2 separate regions of the Mus musculus genome follow, and region 1 is linked to region 2. The links are chromatin loops, found by intact Hi-C in ENCODE. Cell type or tissue: left cerebral cortex. All regions are shown on one strand. Links, peaks and the distances in the headings refer to the core of each region. The heading gives the core; the rest is flanking DNA. Region 1 overlaps Rbfox3 (RNA binding protein, fox-1 homolog (C. elegans) 3). Region 2 overlaps Rbfox3 (RNA binding protein, fox-1 homolog (C. elegans) 3).

Region 1 (9,236 bases), core at 372-8,371, 87 kb after region 2:
TCCATCCTCTTACCCATCCACCCATCCATCCATCCATCCATCCATCCATTCACCCATCCACCTATCCAACCATCCACCCATCATCCATCCACCTATCTATCTACCCATCCATCCATCCATCCACCCTCTCACCCATCTCTCCACCCATCCATCCACCCAACTACCTACCCATCAATTATATATGCATTTATGCATTATCTGACTGTCTGACTGTATATCCATCCACTTGTACATTTATTATCTTTACATGTGCACATATATGTCTAGCATCCATCTATATTTGTATATAGATATTACTGATCCATCCATGTATCTATTATATTTCTGTCTGTCCATTTAGCTATGTGTCTGTTTTCCATGATGGTGCATCTATTTATTTATCCATCATCCCCTTTGCTTACCCCTGCATCTAACCACATACCTATTCTCTGTCTCCCTGCCATCTTCTCATCCATCCGGCATTTACCCGTGAATGCAGACATGCATCTGTCATCTATCCTTCTATCTGTCTGCCTGGAAGCCATTGATTTGTATCATAATTGTAGAGCTTATATTTAAAATGTTACCCCCTCTTCGTCTTAGCTATTATGGGGGCTCAGGCTGGGGAGGCCAAGGATCTGGGTCATGCTTCCTTGTGCTGGAGTCTCTCATGCTTCACTGGGGCCTCCTTCAGCTCTCCAGACTCAGCCAAACAGACAGCGAAGGTGGGATGGCGGCACGGGAACTGAAAGCCAGGGAACAGGTCTGTCATCCTATCATGTCATGACCTCACATCATGACCTCCAGGTCCTCACATCAGGAACCTGGGCGGGACAGGCAAGGAACTGAGGCTGAGACAGGAGTAGAAGAGGAAGAGGTGGAAGGGAAAGAAGGAAGAGGTGGGGAGGGGAGGGGAGGGGAGGGGAGGGGAGGGGAGGGGAGGGGAGGAGGAAGACAGCATCCCAGAGACCCTGCTCAAAGTCTCCACCCTTGTTAGAGAGAAGCCCTGCCTTCTGAACTACAGTCACAAGGAGCGTTGTTAAATGGATCATGGGAAGCAGGCCCTAGCTGCCAGAGTCTGGCAAGAAGCCAGGGGATCTCATACCATTGAGTGTGGACGACTGCTGGGACAAGGCCTGAGGCTGTGGGGAGGGGGGGGAGGAGGGGGAAGATGGGACAGGCTTGGTGACCACAGACAGCACACAGCTGGGATGCACAGTCCCTGGTAAGTGATAGATGGCTGGGAAGATGGTGGAGAGAGAGGGATAATAGGTATGTGGTTAGAGGCCTCACTTCCCCGACATCCATGTGCATGTTGTTGGTACAAGAATGATCTCTTTTTAGAAGAGACATCAGTTAGAAAGAGACAGCTGGCAAAGACCCACCCTCTCCCCTCTCCTAGCCCCGCCCATCAGTCCCACTTACACAGATACTCGCCATCCCATGCACCATGTGACCCAGGTGTGCACAAGGACAGCAGTGTACTGTGTTCACAGTGAGGCCAGCACAGAAACACCCTGCGGCTGGCTCCCACCTACAAGGTCTGATCCTAGGAGGTCCTTCCCACCGGCTGTGGCCCTCATGTCAGGTGAGGGGAGCTCTGTGCTTCCCCATCGAAACCTTTTTTCCAATCCCAATAGTTTACCCTGCAGCCAGTCACCAGGCCCCATAGCAACCAAGGCTGGCAACAGCGCCTGGCACCTTCGAGAAAAATTATCAAAATCACTTTCCTTTGGAGAGATGGGGTGAGGAGGCTCGTGGCTTCTCGTTACATAATAGAACAATCTCTGAGGTTCAGATCACATCCTCAGGCCGAGGGTTGATTGGGAGCTGAGGTGACCCTCCAGGTGCCGCGGAACAGCTGGTCTGCATGTGTTGTTGGGAGGCACCAGGCCCTGTGGGGAGCTGAGAGTGGAGGGAGGGGCTCTGCTCTCCTCTCCCCAGGACTGAGTGTGAATGGAAACCACACCTTCTCCTCTCCACCACAGCCTGCGAGGGGCTGGATTGATTGATTGCGCAGCCCCCACATCCATCCCTGGCTTTCAGGACAAACTCATATCACCAGGGGCTAGGGAAGCCTCGTGATTACCAGGCAAACAGTGTCCAGGGAAGAATGAGATAGATTGTCCAAGCCCTGGCTGGAGACTAGAGGATGGAGGTAGCCACGAGAGCCAGGTAGAAAACGCTAGCCAGGAAAGGCTGGCCCTGGGCTGTGACCCCACTGCTTAGACTCTCAGCAACCATGAGAACAGTTGATGTCTCTGGAACACCGACGTGTCTCCAGACCAAGCATCTGGGTGGGAACATCAGGCCAGGTTGGTACTGGGAATTATGGCAGAGAGACCCAGAACCTTCCCTTACAGAGGGCCATGGGGCAGAAGCCAGATCCAATTAGAAAGCTGCATGGAGTGGATACTCAGAGCGACAACGGAGCCAGGGTGGCTCCCTTGCACAGGTGCGACTGCCATGCCTTAAGTCAATGGCTCCGTGTCCACCCTGGACCAAGCCGATGAGAATCCACAGAGCCTGTAACCAGGCTACCTACAGAGCAACTCCATTATCGTTACCGTGGTTGGAGTCTGGGTAGGGCCTGTAAGGCTGGCAGGCTATGGTGGCAGCCTTTGGCCCAGCCGCCCTCAGGCTACTCTGGCTAGTTAACATGCAAGCAGTGCATCGCTGGGAGAAATTTAGATTTTTTTTTTTTGCATGTGCGCTTGCATGTAAATGTGGGTAGGTGCTGTCCTGATTGATGGCAATTAGCATTTTCTAACGGGAACAGATGTTCGGATTGCCAGGAGGCTGGTACCTACCGCCCACGCCGCCATCTGCTCGGCTGGGCAGGGCCGGGGGGAAGCAGCCCCGTCCCGAGGCCCGCCATTCCTTGGTGGTGTGTGCTTAACAGGATTGTGTGAGATTGTTTCTGGAGGGAAGAAAAATAATAATAAAGATGTTTTCAGGGTTATAAATAGTTCATGCTGTTTATTATGGGATGGAGCTCCGCTCTGACTAGCAGGCTGGGTTTCTGTGTGCCGTGAACAAAGGGATTGCTGAACAGAATGCAAAGTGCCAGCTCCATGCAGGGCAAGGGAGGCTGCCTAGGAAGCCAGGGTCGAGGGGCCTGAGACCCCAGAAGGACTGGAGGAGGTGGAGAGGAAAAATAGGGGGTGAGGTGGGGTGGGGAAGCAAGCCAGGGTTTTTATCCTTGACTTCTAATCCCAGCAAGCCAGAATTCATGATTACCCCACTTCTCAAGCCAATGGCAGGTGGGAATGGTCTCAGAGCTGGAGCCACGAACACGCCCTGGGTTCTACTCACCCACTGGCAGGTCCTCCAGCTCTTGGTCCAGGACCGTGGCCATCTGATTTCACCAGGCTTCGGCAAAGAGAAAAGGATCATTTGTGCACAGGGCATCGCTGTGCCCAGCCAGGCTGGTGGCCGAGGGCAGGGCCAGCCTTGCTCCCAGCTGTCTTGGGTAATGGGTAAAGCCTGGTTGCCTGGCACTATGCCTCTGGGAGAGTTTTTATTACCCTTCCCGTAGCCAGCACAAGCAGATCCTCCTGTGTTTTCTTCCTTTCTTTCTTTCTTTTTTGGTTTTTTGGCTTCTTAGAACAAAACAGTTTGTTTGTTTGCTTGCTATAAAAAGAGTTACTCCCCCCCTCCCCCGCCAGCACCCCTGTTACTGTCTGCAGGCAGCAACCAGCCTGCAGCCCCTTCCTCCACAGGCAGATGTCTGCGGGGGAGCCTGTCACCCATCCTCCAGGCATGGGGACAGATGTCCCATCTTTCTATCAGGGACACCCTTCCTCTGTAGGCTGAGGCACAGCACCCCACCCCAGGCTTACCGGGCACTTGCGTGCCTGTGCTATGTTCTTGGTTGATGCTGTTTTTGAGGCACAGTCCTCAGCCTCTTCAGATCTCAGGCATGCACCACAGTGCCGAACTTCCCGGCTCAGAGGATCAGGGCATCGTCATCATAGCCCGCATCTGTGCTGGAATGAGGGATGGAGACCATCCATGACATGCTCTTCCAGGCCACTGCTCACATTTCCCCCTGTGTCTTCCTGGCTGCTTGTCTACTCTGCTGTGGTAGACACACAGTGGCTTAGAGAGAGGATGTGACTGGGCCCCTTAGTGGGAGGGGGGAAGGTTTCCTGGCATGACCCCGTGTCTGGAGTACTTGGTGCTTATGTCTTCCTACCTGGGTTTTCTGATCCAAGGCCAGCAAAGCTGCTCTCAAGTTCCCTATTGGAGGCTCTGCCAGGAGCTCAGGGTTCAGCAAGGAGGGGTTATTTGCAAGGAGCAGCAGCTGCTGCTGGAGGGGTAGTGGTACCATGGGGGGGGGGGGTCCTATGGCATCACAATATGAAGGACTTGTCTCTGCTCCCTCTCTACCTAGAGGTGGACATAGGCCCACAGTCCCCAAAGAAGCAGATAGCAGATTTCCCAATGTCTAGGTAAAAGGGAACCTTTGTGAGCTGTCAATACAGAAGCCAGTGGCTTGGGTTTGCCTTTGCCTTTGGGAACACAGAAATGTGCACAGGCACGGTCTGATTTCCTGTTATACCATCGACTTGCGTTCATTGCTTACAGCTATCTTTCTTCTCCACCAAGGCACTGTCTGCATCTGGGCTCTGATGCCCCATTGTTGTGGGGAGCTATGTTAGGCACTGCAGAACACTGAGCTATGTACCCACAGGTTCTACGTAGGAGAAGCCAGTACCCAGCCCACCTCATAGGCTATGACACCCAAGGGTTTCTCCAAGCAAGGCTATGCTGTTCAAGTGGTGAACCCCTGCTGGCATATCCCTGGTGACCCCACTCCTGACACCTGGGTTCCCTGTCCCACTCTCTGTATCCACACGAGCTTTTCATCTCAGAAGCGGCCCTCCCTCGTCTCCTCCCAGCAGCCTCTGTGCTTCACCATGGCATCATATTCCAGCTGACAGCTATTTATAGATCGCCCACTGTGTGCTGTCTGGAAGCCGAGGGCTGGTGGCCTTACCTTCTAGAGAGCAGAGAGACAGGGTATGTGTCAGATAGGTGGATTACACCCCAGGGCCGGCACAGAAGTCCCACCATGCTGGTGGCTGCAAACAGTGGCCTGTCATTGTTGTCTTGCAGTTCTGAAGAGCAGAGTGAGGGATGGTGGGATGGCTTCTGCAGGCTTAAAGGAAGGGTGCCCTTCCACCCACTGCAGCCGTGTGTTCCTTGGCTTGCAGCTGCCTCCTTCCTGAGTCTGTCTCCATTGTCCTTACACAACCCAATAGCCTGTGCCTAACCCCCAGACCACCTCTCCCTTCTTTTCCTCAGTGGATTTTGAGACAGGTCGTTGCTATGTAGCCAAGACCTCCTCTGCGTGTCCGAGCTTACGGAAGCCACTGTTCCAGGCGTGCGGTGACAGGCCCAGATCCCTCCTATCTCTTACACAGACACCAACCAGCCATTGCACTCTGCATCTGCGATAGCTTTGTTTCCTGTGGCTGTGACAAAATATCCTGACAAAGGCAGCTTAGAGAAGAAGGGATCTTTGCCCCACAGTTCCGGGCTACAGCCCATCGCTGTGGGGAAGCCAAGGCAGGAACCTGAGGGAGCTTAGTGATCTATCATCAAGAGCAGAGAGCAATGAGGGGGGCTCAGCCTGCTCACTCCTTTCATCCCGTCTAGGATGCTGAACTCAGGGTGTGGCACTGCCCGCATGGATCCTCCCACGAGAATTAATGCAATTAAGATAAACCCTCACAAACATTCCCAATGTCCTGCTTCCAGGAGGAGCCAGGTTGTATCCTTCTCACCCTCTGAGGCCTATGGGAGTAGGGTTGGAACAAGTCATGTATTATGGAGGTGTAAGTACAGGCAGTGTCCAGTTGACACTGTCTGGGCCCACCCAGATGTGCCGTTAAGGTTCAGTGGAGAAGGGACTGTATGCAAGGGGCCTCATCACCTTCCTTTCCCCTTCTGCTCTGGGTTCAAGAAGAACTGAAGCCTTGGAAGATTGTCTTTTCTTTCACATAACATTTTATTAAACCTTTGAAAATGTTACATGCATACAATATATTTTATCATAGACACCCCTAACACTCTCTCTAACTCCACTCAAATTGCTACCATTCCCTACCTCTCCAAATTTTAAGCCCTCCTTTTTATTTTCATAATAACTCACCAAATCTTGTTCGGGCTGCTCATATACACATAGATGTGAGCTGCCTGTATACTCATGGGTGTGGGCCGCCCATAAACACATGAATTTGGGCTGCCCATATATTCATGGGTGTGATCTGGCCATATATTCATGGGTATAACCTGCCTATATACACATGGTGTGGGCTGCCCATCTACACATGAATGTGAGCTTCCCATATATCCATGGGTGTGAACTGCCCATATATTCATGGGTGTGAGTTACCCATATATACATAGCTGTGATCTGTCCAGGTATTCATGAGTATGAGCTGCCCATATACTCATGGGTATGCTCTGCCTATATACACATGGGTGTGGGCTGCTCATATACTCATGGGTGTGACCTACCCATATATTCATGGGTGTGACCTGCTTATATACTCAAGGGTGTGAGCTTTCTATATACTCATGGGTGTGAGCTGCCCTCCATAGACGCATGGGTGTAAACTACCCATATACACATAAGTGTGAGCTTTACATATACTCATGGGTTTGACATGCCCATATACTCATGAATATGAGCTACCCATATACTCATGGGTGTGCACTGCCTATATACTCATCGGTGTGGGGCCATCTACTGGAGTGAAGCTGACCTACTAGGGCCACACATGGATGGCAGCAGTAGGAGGCCTTCACTGTAAGGCACTTAGCTATCTTTCCCCCTTGATCCTATTTTTCAGGCAGTGTCAGGCACAGTGCTTGGCTCTGGGCAGCTAAGGAAGCTGATTCAGGGAGCTGATGCTGAGCGCTGAGTAGGCCTCAGACCAGATGCCCTTTAGGAAGTTGTTGTAAGTCAAAGTGGACAGATGAGTGTCTGAACTCAGCTGACAGGAGATGCAGCAAAGGGACCAAGTTTTTATAAAAAACTGCTAAACTAGCTAGGTGGTTGTGGTGGTGCATACCTTTAATCCCAGCAAAGGCAGGTGAATCTCAGAGTTCAAGGCCAGCCTGGTCTACAGAGTGAGTTCCAGGACAGCCAGGGTTATACAGAGAAACTCAGTCTTAAAAAACCAAACCAAAGACCAAACCCTGCTAAACTTTACATGACAAAAATCAACCATCAGTTATTCAAAGTGTGTGACACGGTGCCACTTGGATAACTATGACCTCTAGTTCCAGAACAGTTTTCTTACCCTAAAAGGCAAGTTCACCTCTAGAAGTTACCCCTACCTTTCCAGCCTCCCACTTCCCCACTTCAGGCGCCAATCTACCTTCTCTCTGGATTATTGACCCCTTCTGCTTGTTTTACATGTATGAAGTCAAATCTGGCCTTTAGCAGCACATTATAGTATGTATTATAACCTCCCCTTTTCAACCCTGAGTAATACTCCATTACTTGACTATACCACATTCAACATGCCCATGCTGTTTCTCAATGGGCATTTGACCACTACAAAAGACCAGTCCTTTTAGGAATATTTCTATTTCCACTAACATATTTATGGAGTGCAGAAATAAGATTACAATCATAAGTCCCATCATCCTTAGCCTCAAATATCCTCCTGCCTGCCAACTCCAATAGAATTATCCCGATGACCACTTTGAAGAACCAAGTATCCCAATATCCAACACTGTGTGGAGGAACTTAATTCTTGGCCTTTGTGGTGTAGCCTCTGTTAAAGGCGATCTGGAAGGCTATGAGTTCTTGGCAAGGAGCAGCCTCAGCTTGGAGAGGGTTTCCTGAAGAAAGGGTGTTTGGAAGTGGCAAAAGAAATGACCTAAAGTCAGTTGTGGGTACAAGCTGAGAGCTCTATGGTCTTCTTGAGATGACTCTCCAGACAGTTCTCCAGAGATCTCCAGACAGCTTAGCTCTTACAGACCAAAGCCCAGTCTTTTATTTGCATATCAATTCAATTCTTCACCCCAGGTTCCCTTTTGATTATCCCATGAATTAACATTTTATGACAGTAGCTCCAGGACTTTTAGAAAAGACAGGAAGTACATTTTTTTAACATAGTAAATGAATTCAGAGATCTGCCTGCCTTTGTAATCATAGACCATAAGCTATCTGGGTGGGATCCAGCTCTGAGGTCACCATTCCCACCAAGCCTGGGCCTAAACTAGCTCTGTTCCAGGTTGACCTTGAACTCAGGAATCTGCCTGCCATTGTAAGCACAAACAATAAGTTTAGCTGGGTAGCATCCTGCCTTACAGTCACCACTCCCTAAATCTCTTTATCTCCTTCCATAATGTCTTTCTGACAAGCTGGCTCATAGCGCAGCTGCCTATGTTCTTTTGGGTCCATGGAACCTCTTATGTAGTAAATATTACATCCTTATGCAAAATATTGCATAATTGAGAAATTATACTTTCTTGTACGCAGGTTTTCAGAGTTCTTTCCCACAGCCTTAAGGGGCTGTTGCGAAGGTCACCACATTTACCATTTTTGCTGAGGATATTAGATACACCCTCACCTCCCAGACTCATACTGCTTCTAATTATTATGGCGTCATTAACCTTGGCAGAGAGAGCATTCCCAACGGTGGAACAACATAAAGTCAATTATGTACATTATTATGCAAACAAGCCTCATACCTATCAACTGTCAACACTTGTGGAGCCCACTAGCTGCTAGCTCTGCTCCCAGGAACTGTATCATGCCGTCCCTTCTGCATGGTAGGACTTGGCAAGTTCTGGTGCTGGGACCAGTGGATGCAACCTCCATGGGAACACAGAGCAGCTTTCTGGTTGCCTGTCCTCACCTGGTGTCCTCCAGTCAGGCACCTTCTACCCCCAGCATCCATTGCCTATCCAGAGCAGAGAACTGTCATGTGCCACCACCCTACAGAGCCTGTACCATCTGGCTACACTGGGATCCCCAGGAGTACTGCTTGCCCAAGAAGCACAAAGTCTGTCATTGAGGGGTGAGTGAAAGGCAAGGTATTAGCACACAGAGCTGACACTCAAGGCTTCGAGCTTCCTGGTACCTCCCATAGCTGAGATAAACTGTGAGATCCTCTTATTTACATATAAAATGATTTTTTTTAAAATAATGGTAGGACTTTCAGATTCAGGGTGTTGGAGCTAGGTGGGAACAACCAGGAAGGGACAATGGTGAAAGTGCCCTCTGACTG
Region 2 (9,236 bases), core at 444-8,443:
ACTTTACCACAGAGGTGCCCTGTGTGCCTCTGCCTTTCTGGAGAAAGCTGTATATAATAGAAAGGTTTTATTTTTACTTTATCACTACCGCACCCCAGGAACCCTTGGTGCCTTAGTGGGGAGGTCTGAGGCAGTGGGGGCTCCTAGGATGGCTAGGATGGCTTTATGTCCTGGCTCTCATCTGTGCACCTCTGTCCAGAGAGAGGGACCAGCCCATGTGTGGGTGAGTCCTGTACATACAACCTTCAGCTGCCTGCTCTCAGAAGTCAGAGTTTGTAGTTTTTCAAGGGCCCTGAGGGCTATGGAAGCTGGGTCTCTCTTACAATTTTTTTCAGTGTCGGGCTCAAATCAGCCTTGCATTTCTGCTTGACTGCGAGTTATTTAAGGATTTGGATGTCTTTGAATGTCCATATCTGGGACTGTCACAAGACCTCAGGTCTCTGGACTCTGTGGTTGCTCCAGAGAACACCAAAACCCCGATGATCAGTGTTTCTTCTGTTGGACAAGTCTGGGTTGCATTTATTCCAGGCTGGCCCGGCTCTGCCTCCTGCCCATCTGGGAAGACAGCCAGCTTGTAGTCTGAGGAAGCAAGGGTGCTCTGGGGCCAGGTGGAGGGACAGCAGGGTACCGGGTGCTTATTTTTAGGAGCTTGTGGGTACTGCTGCCCACGCCGGGTGGAAAGGGACCCCTGAGCCGTCCTTGTGCCAGGGGAACGTAGATTGGCATTGGTCAGAGCTGCAGATGGATGCCACCCCAGTCCTCACGGATGCTGGTCTTGCCCCAGCTCCTCCTGGTCTAGAGAGAAGGACGTGGGTTGCTGGCCTGTTCTGGGATCCAGAGCCAGCTCTGTCACAAGGCAGAACTGATAAACTAAAAGACGTGTGTAGGACCTCAGCTGTCAACACACATTGTCACCTTTAAGTCTACTGGTTTAGGAAGGGTACAGAGAGTGATGCTGTAAACACAAGCCTTCCTCCACCACAGGTAATATTTCGGTGGCTTTTGAATTTGAGTCTTCTGGTTGAGCAATATATTTTTACATAAACAGCCAACATCAAAGACCTTGTGGGTGCAGTTCCCACTTGCCCATGCCTTGCCCTGCCCGTCTGTGGGTGGAAATGAAGAACCTGCATCTTGCCTTCTCCCTCTGGGAAGCACAGCTTTCTTGTGGATGATACTAGGCTCCATTTGTGGTACCTGGTCCTGCAGTGACCCTGTCTCCAGGGGCCCAGTGACCTGTCTTAGGCTTGCAGTGACCACCTTCCAGGCCCACAGTTCCCAGTATGCGTGAGGCCCAGAAGCCTAATTCTTAGATGTCCGGGGTAACCGTGGGAAGCTGGATGTCTGCTTTTGCCCAAACCACTCCTTGGTTTTGAGGGAGAATCTGCGACAGAGATGGCTGGAATGGAGAGAATGGGGTGGCACTGCTCTGTGGCATGGGGTGGCACTGCTCCGTGGCTCAGTGCATTGAGATGTTGCTATTGCAAAATACCCGGCAAAAGCAAGTTAAGGGGATGAGGGTTTGCTCTGGCTCCTGGTTTGGGAGCAGTTTGTCATCGTGGGCAGATATGGCTGCAGGAGTTAGAGGCTACTCACCACACTACACCCACAGTCAGGAGGGAGGGAGGGTTGACAAAGGAGGGGGAGGGGGATGAGAAAGGGAGGGGGTGTAGGGGGAGGAATGCTGATGTGCAGTTGGCTTTCTGTTTTTTATTCAGAGTGCTACCCCAGCTTGAGGGATGGTGCCGCCCACATTCAGGGTGGCTCTTCCCTTCTCAATCAAGGCAGAGATTTGTCTCCTAGGTGATTTGAGATCCTGTTAAGTTGACAATCGAACCACCGTGCTTAGGTTCCGCAGGCTTGGATAATTCCTTCGACACTCATCAGGCCCCTAGGGTCTAAGTTTGGGACTCTTGGGGAGCCCCTCCACACCGCCCCACCCCCACCCCCGGTCAATGCCCGGATGTGCTATGCCCCAGCTAGGTTGGGGGAGGATTAGAGCTAGAAGCCCTCTATGCCAGGTGGACATTGTCAGTCCCTGGGCTTTTAGCCCAGTGGGGTGGCTCCAGGCAGCAGGGGTTTTGTGAGACTGCAGGGATTCCAGCAGACACTAGTTGGGGACAAGTATGCTAATCAGTGGTCAGTTTTCCACACCTCAGCGCCCACACAGAACGTGAAATGAGGTCTTCACCCTCCAGGGAGACCCCTGAATCTGGGCCATAGAACAGTCTGGGGGCTCAGCAGACCTGCCCAGGAGGGGGACCCCCCACAGAGGCACTGCTTTATAGACTTCTCCCCCCCCCACTTCTCCCTTTAACCCTTCCTTTATCATTCTCCTGTGTGATTAATTCTTTCTGGTGAAGCAGCATCCTTGTGTATGTGTGTATGTGTGTGTGTGTGTGTGTGTGTGTGTGTGTGTGTGTGTGTGTGTGGTCAAACCCCTTTTTTCTCTGCCCTGCTTCCCACCTCTGGCCTCTTGAGAGAAGAAAGGGACACTCGTTTTCCGTGAGTGGGCATCTCCCAGGGCTTGGGCCCAGCAAATCTACCAGGAAAAAAACTCAGAGGAGGGCAGAAAGGGAGGGAGTCAGGTTATGCAAGGGAGGGGAGGAAAGGGCCATTTTGGAGGAGGATGGGAGGGTGGAAGTAACCGCTCAGCTCAACAGGGACGTGTGCAAACAGAGGCTCAAGGCCTGAGTCATTGCACAGAAGCCCAGATGTGGCTCTTGGGCCGTCCACATCAAGTGGCCACAGCTGTGAACTGATGGAGAGGCCTGTTAAAGAGATAGGTGCCTCGGCTGCCCACCAGGGAGATGCCTTATAAGGGCCTCTCTTCTCAGCAGCCCAGAGAGAGGCTTGGAGCTCTAGCTTCCTGGGATTGGCTAGAGAGCCCCACTAATGGTACCTGGAGCCCTTGCACTTCCCCACCCCGAACATGGTGCTTGGGCTGGACAGGGCACCACCTTTACCGAGCCCAGCTTGGAAGGCCTCCTTCCCTTCCTTCCCTCCCCCCATCATAGCTTTGCCTGTGCTAAGACTCACTGAGCTCACCAAGCATCTGTCTGTAGATACTCATGTCTCTGACCCTGCCAATGATCGGTCCCTCTGGTGAGGATGCGGAGGACCGTGTGGCCCTTTTGTACCTCAGTGACTAGCTGAGGCATGGAGCTTGTCCTTCAGCTAATGTTCAGACATGATGGAAGGGGTGCTGTGTGCAGACTGCTTCCATGACAAGATGTCTCTGGGGAGAGGCCTGTCTGGGGGGTGGGTATGTGGCCTCTGTCCGTCGTAGTCTTTGCACACAGCTCTTAGCAGGGGCACCATGGTTGCATGCTGCACGTGCTTGCACGTGCTTGAGCAGAGGACGTCCCTTGTTGGTATCCAGGCTTGCTCCTTTCATGGACAGTCAGGGCAGGGGTTCCCACTCGTTTGACTTTGATTATGAGTTCCTCCTGGGGCAGCCGGGATGTCAGAATGAGACCAGTGGCTTGAGCAGAGAGCAGAGAAGGGCCTAGTGCCAGGGTTTCTTGGGTTGGACTCTGTTCTGAGGACTAGAAAGGGAGGCCTGAGTGCCACACAGCCAGATTCCCACATATGTTATCCCTGGACACATTTGCTGCACCCTGATGCCCGACTCTTGTTTGACATGACCCAGTGAGAATCAGCGAGATACTGATCAGGGCCCGAGAACTTAATTAAAGCTCTACATCACAAATGTAAGGCTCCGGGCTTAACGCGATCTGATAAAATTATTCGGATACACTTCAATTTCAATCTTGGATTCTGAGGCAGCAGAGAGAAGCTCATGTAGAAGGAGGGAGGGAGGGAGGGAGGGAGGGAGAGAGAGAGCGAGAGAGAGAGAGAGAGACAGACAGACAGACAGACAGACAGACAGACATGGCCTCTGGTAGGATCTGCGATCAATTGATCATCCCTGGCCTGAGAGGAAGATCCTGATCAACAGTTAGGGTTGGGATGTGAAGTGTCCCCTGCAGGCAGGGTCATGTGCGTGAATGCTTGGTCTCCAGCTGGTGGCGCTGTGGAACCTTTGAGACACGGGGAGTAGCTGTCAGAAAGAGGGCACTTAGGTGGAGCCTGTGAAGGGTTTGCCCCTTCTGCTTCCTGCCCATGGCGATAGCCTCTGCTCCCATGCATGGGAATCCTTCTGAAACCATGAGCCAAGATAATCTCTACTTCCTTGTTAGTTACGGCTGTCAGGTATTCGGTCCCAGCAATATATAAATAAATGCTACAGGATAGAGAGTAGCTGGCAACCTAGGGACAAACAGGCAGAGAAATTGGCTCACAGCCTATCCTGGCCAGGTCTCCTGGAGCAAGGTTGGAACTTGGCCCTGGGATCAGGTACACAGTTGGGTGTTGGTTCTGAGGCCAGGGCCTGATTTTGCTGCTTCCTGGTTTCAGGATACTTATTTAGAGACCATGATGAATAACAGCTTCTCCCAAGGACCCAGGGCTGGGGTTTCTTCAGTTCTCTGTCCCAGGGAGGGTGAGGGCCAGGTGCTTCAGGAATGGGACTTTTAGGTGTCCCCAAGGATATGCCATCAGGTATTGGAGGGCTTAGGGACCCGTGGCAGCCATCAGTGTTGGGGGACACATCATTGAGACAGACCTACATTGAGGCCACTGAAGGCATGCATGCTTTGAAGGCCCTGATGCTGCAGCAGCCAGCATGGACAAGGCAGACTGGGTATTTCTTCACTCACCCACCCATGATCTATATTCATTGTCCATCTGTCTGCCTCTCTATCCAAAACTCACCCAAAGCTGACCTTGGCTGCCAGAGCGTGTTGTGTGTAGTGTGATGTTTGCAACATGTCTCCCTTGCTAGCAGTGAACCAGCCCCAAGTGGACTGCAGAATGAGCTATACTGGCATAGAATGCAGCACAAGTGCAAGCCAGGCCTCATATCCTTGCTGGCGAATGTCCCTTGTCGGCGAGAGATCGTTCTCGTCTAGAGCTAGGCAGTGGATATGACCCGTGTGTCCACAAAAGATTACTGGAGAGGAAGGATGTGGTCCCCACACAGTAGGGTACATTCAGCCTGGGAACAAGGACCCCCAACACCTGCTACTGTGGGTGTGACTCTCGGGGACTCCCAGAAGGAAAGGAGACTCCAGGCAGGTGATGAGCACTGGGACATCAGAGCCAAGAGAGTGGGCTCTGTTCCTGGTATCCCGTGTGATGTCCACGTGCTCAAGTACCTGATTCACTGCGGTCCTTCTGTCTGCCTCCTCAGTGGTTGGTTCCTTCTACTCAGCATTAGGGGAACAGGGGAACAGTATGCGTGATTCCACCATGACAGGCAGGTCTGGTGGTGCCACCATGGCCGTAAGCTGACAGGGAAGTCTGGGAATCTGCTTGGCTTCAGTCTGCTGTGAGCCCCAGCTCTTCTGCTGGCCCACAGTGTTTGTCCCAGGCATGACTGGGATGCCAGAGTCCTTGAGGCTTCCTACCCACCCCTGAGGGTCCTGCTGGAGTTGCCAACATGGTTTGGTCACTGTTAGTAAATGAGAGACCATGCCAGACACAGCAGAGAGGGCTTAGTGTGGGACCATTCCAAATAGGAGTCTGCCACAACACAAGCTGGTGAGCAAGCAGATGAGGAGTCTCTAGAGACAGGGCCGCAGGGCTGTCACCTCCCTCCTGATCATTGTGGCTGCTGATGACTGGATAGAGACACAGTTGGCAGAGTTATTGGGGTGACACAAAGCTTGGAGAAGTGGGGGGCTGTTCAGATATGATGTCTCAGAGACACTGTGACCAAGGCAACTCTTTTAGAAAAGACAACATTTCACTGGGGCTGGCTTACAGTTTCAGATGTTCAGTCCGTTATCATTATGGTGGAAAGCATGGCAGCGTTCAGGCAGGCATGGTGCTGAAGGAGCTGAGAGTTCTTGTTCCGAAGGCCAACAAGAGAAGACTGAATCTCTCAGGCAGCTAGGAGGAGGGTCTCAAAGCCCACCCTGACAGTGACACACAAAGACACACCTTCTAATAGTGCCACTCCCTGGGTCAAGCATATTCAAACCACCACATATGGGCTCTGAGTAGATCTCAGCAGTCAGAGCATGAGGCTAAGTCGAGTGAGGTGTGGCCAGGAGAACTGGATCAAAGGTGGCTTTGTTTGCATGGCAGTAAGTCGAGCTTTCCAAGCCAGGTCATGGAATGTCACAGGATGTAGGAGATTAGGGAGCCAAGCTTGGGGTAGCAGCGTGGCATGCTGTCACCAAACCAGAGTGGCCTACACTGCATGAGGGGAATCACTCAGCAGTTAAGACAGGACTTCCCCGTGAAGGACTGCATCAGGGTCCTGTGTTCAGAGCTATGTGCCCCACTTTCAAAAGGCCCTTTGAGTAGCCAAGCAAAACTCCAAAGTGAGTTCTCCAGCCAGAAATTCTGCTAGATTTATCCTCTGCCAGTTATAGAATTTCTTTATGATTATAGTAAATATTTTCTTTTTTTTCTGAGGAGCAGAGAAAGCACAGGAAAGGATGAAGACAGGAGCCCGAGTCAGCCGTAACCTTAATCTTCCCACCAGGAGACAACATTTTGGTACATTTCCTACCAGTCTTTTAAAAAGAATCCATATTTTAAAATAAAATAAGGACGATCTTTATATATAGCCTGCGTGCTGTCTTCTCTTCACTCAGTATTGTATTCGAGCTTCCCTCGGCATTAAGCACCCACCCGAAGCCCTGTTTCCAGAAACTGCAGACTGGCCCGTCCCTGCCGGTGTTGAGAAAAACCATAATCTGCTTCCTGTGTGTGGCAGGCGGCAGTGTGCTGTCCCTGGTCGGTGGTCAGCTTCCTGCTTCCTGACAGTTGTTCTGTACCTGGTTGAATTGTAGGGTCAGTTCCTGGAGCTAGCCCTCCGTGGGCCAGAAGCACCAACCCAAGGCTCCTGGACAGTTGGCTAAGGTATCTGTCAGGCGAGGAGATACCTTACCCACCCACACGTGTGCATCCCTGAGGCCGGTGAATGCTTCCTGTTCCTTTCAGGCTCCATCTTTGCTGACTCTGCAGATGGAAAGGCCACCAGGCATGGCGGCTCTTGCATTTCCTCGATTGTCACACAACGTTGTGAATTCCTTGGCTGTCCCTTTGTTTAGTTGGTGTCCATCAGAATGGTTTTCCCTTTGGGCCTGCCCTCTTGGGGCTGGGTGTGCTGAAAGGGGCAGGTCCCTTATTAGCCACTGAAGCTACCATGCAAAGGTAGAAGTCGGTTTCTTGTATCAGATGGTATCCTGAAGCCAGTGTGCCCAGTTTGAATTCAGGCCCCTGTCCTTGGCATGCGTGATCTAGAGGGGGCCCTGGCTCCCCTTCTGCTCAGGGCTGAGCACCACAATGGGAGACTTGAGAAAAACTCAGGCCCACGGGTGCAGAGCTGGATGTTTGTGTTCATTTGATGGTGTGTGGTGTTCTTAGCTCTAGGATTCCAGGTTTCCCCCTTCTCTATGTGAATGATTTTAGGAATCTAGGGAAGACACAGCTTCAACTCTGTCCTCTGCTCTGCCCAACAAGTGTGTCAGTGACAGTTGTGATAGACAATCCAATACTGAAAGACACGGTTGCTGCCAGGAGAGGCAGGGTGGCAGGAGCCCACAGAACAATGGAGCAGTTTGACTCCAAAGGAAAGAACTGACCTCAAAATCCAGGAGGAAGAATGAAGAGCAGCGCACGGCACATCCTCCTTCTCTCGTGCACAGAAAGGAAGCCGATCTCACCAGTAATCAAACCCTTAGCAATTTAAACAACGACACACCCACTCTTCCAAATTGCCAGCAAGAAATGCCAACAGAGGGGCTACCAGACACCCTCTAAGGACCCAGACATCCTGTAGGTCAATTGAGTGGTCTGAGTGGTAGCTACCCAGGTTTGCAGACTAAGGGGGTGGGGTTCAAGGCAATGGGGACAGCTGGGCGCTAAGGCAGTGGGGGCTGGGGCAGGAGGAGGATAGGACAGCGGGGATGTAGATCAATGGGGTGCTAAGGAAATGGGGATCTGGAACAACAGGGGCTTGGAACAGTGGCATTTTAGAGCATAAGGAATTGGGGCAGTAAGGGTCAGGAGCCCTGAGGGTTGGGGAGAGAGGATCAGGAGCCCTGGGGCTGGGGACTGGGGGGGGGGGGTCAGGAGCCTGAGGGCTGGGGACTGGGGGGTCAGGAGTAGAGAGGAACTGGTGTAAACAGGGGTGTAGGCAGTGGGTGCTGGCACAGTGCCTTCTCTTTGCAGCCTGAAGTGTGGTGTTCCTCCTCCTGCTCCATGGGTTGCCGTCGCCCAGGGCCAGTCTGCTCAAAGCCCAGCCACAGGCCTGTCCCCCTTTCCCTTCTCATTGAACATTCCTTGGAGGTTTTTGATCTTTTTTTCAAGGACCCATTGACTACGTTGCCCACATTTTAAATGTCTTTCTGTTGCGGTGGTTTCTAAGGGCTATTGATCCAGTTGGCTTGTTCTCAGACATGCTTCAGTATTCCTGAAGGGCTGCCCACGCCACCACTGCCCTCTGCTGTTGCACAGGGGCCAGCAGAGAGAGACCAGTGAATGGTCTGCAGGTCCCCATCTGGCTGTGACTTCACCAGGCAGGTGGGAGGCTGGCATGGAGCAGTCACACTGCTCAGGGCCAAGAGCCATGTGACTCAGCAAGTTCCTGTTGGATGCTGGGGAGGAGTTACCTGGATCCTAACATGGCTTTCACTTGGTCCCTCACCTGGCCCTCACCTGGTCCCTCACCTGACCTTTAACCTGGCCGCTCCCCTGGCCCTTCACCTGGCTCCTCACCTGGCCCCTCACCTGGCCCCTCACCTGGCCCTTCACCTGGCTCCTCACCTGGCCCCTCACCTGGTTCCTTACCTGGCCCTCATCTGGCCCCTCAAGTGGCCTCTCACCTGGCCCTCACCTGGCCCCCACCTAAACTCTAATTTCCATCCTTACCTGGGCTCTGTTCAGGATCCCTCACTTGCATTCCTCATCTGCCCCCTCACCTCCAGTCCCTCCATCCATGACTCACTCCATTTGGCATCCTGTTCCTCTGACAGGGGCTGCCAGGAGAAGAGCGCCCTGAGGCCCTCCCTGGACTTTGCCCAGAGCCCCTGACACTGGGGCCGCCAGTTGTGCCCTGTGGTGTCTCTTGCTGAATGTGTATTTTCAGAAGCTGTGGGGGACGTCATGTGTATAAAATTAGCCTTGCCTTGTTGGCCCCTTTCAGGCTAATTCGGAGT

Evidence for each region. A loop is a pair of places that touch in the nucleus more often than their neighbours do. Peaks named below come from ENCODE experiments on the same cell type or tissue, not always from the same donor. Only the 100,000 strongest peaks of a DNase experiment are listed, where the experiment ranks them.
Region 1: a loop joins it to region 2, with 2.2 times the contacts of the local background. A loop is called at or near these places in 2 of 42 quality-filtered maps.

Annotation. Positions count from the first base shown.
Region 1 is chr11:118,787,264-118,796,499 of GRCm38, reverse strand. The region is part of intron 2 of Rbfox3 (RNA binding protein, fox-1 homolog (C. elegans) 3); the gene reads left to right. Gm11750 (a long non-coding RNA gene) reads right to left here. Exons shown (of 3, transcript XR_001780387.2): 1 at 3,822-9,236; 2 at 3,295-3,351; 3 at 2,796-2,899. Among named protein-coding and RNA genes, the nearest start is that of Gm11750, 6.5 kb to the right of the region's middle. In left cerebral cortex, for the core only: no CTCF peak of the experiment used is centred there; DNase peaks (open chromatin) are centred at 2,759, 3,445, 3,764, 4,880 and 2 more places; H3K4me3 peaks cover 325 bases; H3K27ac peaks cover 5,515 bases.
Region 2 is chr11:118,874,755-118,883,990 of GRCm38, reverse strand. The region is part of intron 1 of Rbfox3 (RNA binding protein, fox-1 homolog (C. elegans) 3); the gene reads left to right. Among named protein-coding and RNA genes, the nearest start is that of Rbfox3, 30 kb to the left of the region's middle. In left cerebral cortex, for the core only: a CTCF peak has its summit at 4,030 (motif pointing right); DNase peaks (open chromatin) are centred at 1,700, 2,680, 6,653, 8,345 and 2 more places; H3K27ac peaks cover 6,550 bases.